Linked DNA regions of Homo sapiens: region 1 is linked to region 2. A link is a loop called in an ENCODE intact Hi-C map of the cell type or tissue named here. Cell type or tissue: Calu3. All regions are shown on one strand. Region 1 overlaps ANAPC10 (anaphase promoting complex subunit 10). Region 2 holds the start of LOC105377462 (a long non-coding RNA gene).

What was found. A loop is a pair of places that touch in the nucleus more often than their neighbours do. Peaks named below come from ENCODE experiments on the same cell type or tissue, not always from the same donor. Only the 100,000 strongest peaks of a DNase experiment are listed, where the experiment ranks them.
Region 1: a loop joins it to region 2, with 2.3 times the contacts of the local background. A loop is called at or near these places in 5 of 110 quality-filtered maps.

Annotation. Positions count from the first base shown.
Region 1 is chr4:145,063,944-145,066,443 of GRCh38, reverse strand. ANAPC10 (anaphase promoting complex subunit 10) reads left to right here. Exons shown (of 5, transcript NM_001256706.2): 4 at 1,752-1,872. Among named protein-coding and RNA genes, the nearest start is that of ANAPC10, 33 kb to the left of the region's middle. In Calu3, no CTCF peak of the experiment used is centred here; no DNase peak of the experiment used is centred here.
Region 2 is chr4:144,561,398-144,563,897 of GRCh38, reverse strand. It overlaps LOC105377462 (a long non-coding RNA gene), which reads left to right and starts at 1,751. Exons shown (of 7, transcript XR_939273.3): 1 at 1,751-1,914. In Calu3, CTCF peaks have their summits at 1,045 and 1,270 (motif pointing right); a DNase peak (open chromatin) is centred at 1,327.

The DNA.
Region 1 (2,500 bases), 500 kb before region 2:
AAGAAGAAAGACCATTTACTTCCTGCTTATGGCTCATCAAGGAAAAAGGTCTTCAAAAATTTCCTGTCCTTCTTTGCTTCCTCTCCTGTCTCCTTTCTGGCTCAGCAGAGAGAAAGATGTCAGTTTGATACCTTTGGCCTCTTTTAAAAACCTAATAATGGTCTTTATCCTGTCAGCAGTTCCTGGGTATTTAGTGTTTTACCTCTTGATCCGAGGAAAAGTGCTTAACTTTCCCTATTCCTTTCTAATGAATAGCTTAGGCTACAGAAGTTTGGTCTCCTTACTAAGAGCTACAGAGCCCCTGCTGTTTTTATAGGCTGACTTTTGACACAGAGTACTTCTGTTCAAGGAGCTCATTGTTACAAAGTTAGTGCCAGTTTATACTAGAACTTAACTTTTAAAGCACATGTAAATAGATTTCTTAATGGGTTTTTGGGTTTTTAAAATCACCTAGATTTTTTTTTTCCTGGTGGCCAAATAGCACATGCTCATTCTGAAAAATTGTTCAGAAACTTTAAAAATCATAAAGAAGAAAATAAAGATCTCCTATGGTCCCATCCCACGAAAACAGTTAATTTTACTATTTTTGGGTAATTCCACCTAGGTCTTTTTCTATATACAAATATAGATTTACATGCCTTTAAAAAATTGTTGTTTTCCCCCAAATGTGATTCTTCTGTATATATTGTTTTATAATCTTTTTTCTACTGTAACTATATATGTACATGATTATTTTAAATAGTTCTATAGCAGTTCGTTGAATGGCTATATTGTAATTTATTTAACCAATTCTCTATTGTCATGGATATTTAGGCTGTTTTTAATTTTCTAGTGATTTAATCACAGGACAAGATTTTTCTGCATCCATTTTTTTCTCCAAGGCCAGCCTTCATTAGACATCAATTTTTGAGTGATTGTGTTACTGTATTTTAATGCATTCTCAGAAGTTTGAATTAGTAGGTCAAAGGTTGTGTTTCTACTAACTGGTGATGAAAGCACCTTTTTCTAATCAAATTTGAGTACTATCAGTTGTTTAAATATTTTCCAATATGATGATAAAACTAATATCTCTGTGTGTTTTAATTTCTCTTTCTTTGATTATTAGACGTTGAACACATTTTCATGTTTTGTTGGCCACTTGCATTTTTTCTGAGGTTCGTTTTCTATTATGTGTTTCTTCTTTCCCTAGGATATGTATATTTTAAAATCAATAGCAAAAGAAAGAAAGAAAGAAAGAATCAGCAGCAGAATTCTATTTCTTGCATTAAAACTAGGTTGTTGTATTTTTTAGGAAAGGTAGTTTTCTCTTTGCTGGACCCAGTTCCTCACTTAGCTAGTTATTTTCAAGTATTTAATATAGGAAATGAAGTAAGTACTTAGTAAAGGAAACCAAACTTATGAGAATAATTTCTTTGTCTAAAATACAAATGAAGAGGATGGAAATCCTTAATGCTTGTTTGCATGATAAAGTACCTAATTTGGCTTAACTGATCCTTCTTTGCTTGCATCTGGCTCTTGACCATGTTCTACATAGGTGTCTGTATAATTAACATATTATCTGGGCCTATATTTAACATACTATCTGGACCTATATTTTTACATTTTTCATTTTTGTTGAAATTAAAAGATATGAAAATGTTGATTCAAATACTCCTTTTAGCAAACTATGATTTTTAAAATCAGAAGATAAGATGCATTGGAAATCTTTTCATATGATGAAGTGCATGTTATTTTTACTTTATTGCTTTTAGAAGAAAAACAACAGTGAAGACATTATGTATTTATGCAGACTACAAATCTGATGAAAGCTATACTCCAAGCAAGATCTCAGTCAGAGTAGGAAATAATTTTCACAACCTTCAAGAAATTCGGGTATGTCTTTCAAATTTTTAAAAATATGTCATCCTTTAACTTTTACTCATTAGAAGATAGTCACAGTTGACATTACATTAGACAGGTTAAAATGTTAATATATAAGAGAAAAATATTGGAGAAAACATGTTTGAGTGTAAAATTTTTTTCTTCTGAATTCTGATTGTTCTCTTTATTTTTTCCACAATATTTTATTATTGAAATTTTCAGACATACAGAAAAACTCAAAGAATTGTACAGTGAATGCCAGTATACTCACTTCCTAGATTCTTCAGTTGTTAATATTTTGCTATATTTGCTTTATTACAATCTGTCCATCTAATTTTTTTGTGCATTTAAAAATAACTTGTGCATATTTGTCCATTTCACCCCAAATACCAGTGTGATATATTGGTAGAGTTATCAACATTTGCTTAATTTTCATTTTTTAAGATAAAATTTATGCACAATTTTGCATAATCTTAAGTATATTACTTGGTGAGTTTTGACAAACACATACATTTATGTAATCCCAACTCCTGTTAAAATATAGAACATTTCCACCACTCCAGAGAATTCCATCATATCTGTTCGCAGTTCAGTCTTCATCTCTATCCTACCCTCAGAAATAACTATTATACTGATTTTA
Region 2 (2,500 bases):
TCCTATTACTACTGATACTATTATTAACCCAACATCTTTATACATTTTATTAACATTATCACTTTTGTCAATCATCAGTGGGATAAGCCAAACAAAAACCCACTAATGAAAATATCTGTGTCACTAGGTGCTGTGGTCTGAATGTTTGTGCCCTCTACGATTCATATGTTGAAACCTAACCCCTAAGGCCATAGTAGTAAGAGATGGGAGTTTTTGGGAGGTGTCTGGGTCATGAGGGCAGAACCCTCATGAATGGGATTCTTACCCTTATAAAAGAAACTTGAAGGAGCCCTTTTGTCCTTCTGCCATGTGAGGACACAAGTAGTGGGCATCATCATTGAAGCAGAGAGTGAGCCCTCACTAGACACCATATCTGCTGGCACCTTGATCTTGAACCACCCCACCTCCAGAGCGTAAGCAACACATTTCTGTTTTTTCTATATGACCCAGTCTATGGCATTTTGTTATAGCAGCCAAAACAGACTAAGACCTCAGGGTAATAGTTTCCTTCTTACCCAAGTGCTAATTCCTATTCACAATTAGGCTACTACTTAAAGCAATCTGGGAAAATCAAATCATGCTTCTTATTCAATCAATTTCATTACATCAAATTGGCTTTATGGAAAGTTGTACTGCATTTGTAGATGCAAAATGAAAGGTATGAGTGAAAATTGAATATAAGTTGATTTTGGAACAGAATAAGCAGTCTTTTTGAGGTTGAAATACCATCTAACTGTTGACATTCACTGAACATCTTCTATTTCTTTGCATGCTATAAACTACTGAGACAGGAGCCAAAAAGGGTATTTTCTAAGGAATGCTCCATCTTCCTCCTGAGACATTTATTTTTGTTTTATTTTTGTCTAATCTTTCTAATGGGATTGAAACACTAACTTTGCCTATTTGTGATTGTAACTACACATTAAAACATAATGGGATTTAATGACTATTTCTCAAGTTATGATGTTTAGAATATAACTTTTAAGTATATTTTCAAGCAACCATTCAGTAGTGTGGAGAAGCTGCAGACACTTAATGAGGGTGAACCAGGTATTACAAAATAGCTTTTCCAAAGCAGGGAGCACTGAGTTAAGGGAAAGCAAGCAAAATTCCTTTTTTTTCTCTCCTAACTAAAAAGACCAGTTAACTTGCCAAGTGAAAACTCTAAGTCCCAAGAAATACTCTAAACACAGAAAAATAAGCACATCGATGAATGCCTCCCCTTTTCCTTGTTGGTCTGAAGCCGACTGACAGCACCAGGTGGCAGCCCTCGGGAACTGCCTGTTGCAGATGCCCTACCTGACAGCCAAAAGCTGGCAGGAATTAAGCAGAAACATGTGCTTCCTGTGGAGGGCAACGGTCAGCAGGTGGGATCAGCAGACTCTGTTACTGAGCCCGTCCTCCTGTGTGGTCATCTGGACTGCCTTCCTCGTAGGCACTGAGGGCCCGGAACAAGACATTTTCTCAGTGCTGTGCTGGAAGCTGTTCAAATGCAATTATGCTGTATGTCGTTGCGGAATAGATGACTTAGAGGTTCCACACAAATTGAATTTTGAGGCCAGCCTGAAATTACATTAGATTTGGGGGCTTTGACAAAAGCCTGTCTGAATCCCCCTGAAGTCCCTTAGGGTCATCTTTCTTTAATCATTCACTAATGTTTTTCTGGTTAGGTCACTGATTAATGGATGACGTACATCTCCATTCTCTGCCTACCTCCCAGTTTTTTAGTACTGTACATAATGTTTTATTAATTTGTCCTTTTTGGCTGCTGCCAAGACAGCATATATGGAACTGATTTTTGAACCTCAAGAAACTGACATTTTGAATTCTGCTTTGTATCATAAGCCTCAAATGCAAGAAGCTGTGATTAGAATGTGATAATAGCCGAGGTGCCATAATTCTCTGCTGTTGTATGTAAGTACACTCTTCCAATCAGAGAGCTCATGGGAATTAAATAGATTTGATTCATGAGAAAAATAAGAACTGGCCTCTCATGGGAGGAGGAACAAATGTCCATGCTCAGATCAACAGAATTCTGCATCTCAGATAATTACTTCATTTTTCTTGATAGCCTATTAAAGCAATAAATGTGAATCTCAGAAAATTGTTTAAGGCATAACAAAGCCAGAAACCTTTCTCCACCTTTACTTACTCTGTCTCTGCAAATTTAGCAGGCCACATAAGTATATAACCAACATATTTGTCAGGTTGTAGTATTTCTCTGATAAATAATAGAGTCAGCTTAGGCTACATATAAAAGTTTTTTTTACATTTCAGTTACAGAATCTATTAGGAAAACTTAATAAACAAAGTACAAGGCTGGGTGTGGTGGTCACACCTGTAATACCAGCACTTTGGGAGGCTTAAGAAAGAGGATCACTTGAGCCCAGGAGTTTGAGACCGGGTTGGGCAACATGGTAAGATACTATCTCTATAAAAAAATAAAAGTATTAGCAGGGTGCAGTGCCACATGCCTGTAGTCCTAGTTACTTGGGGGCTG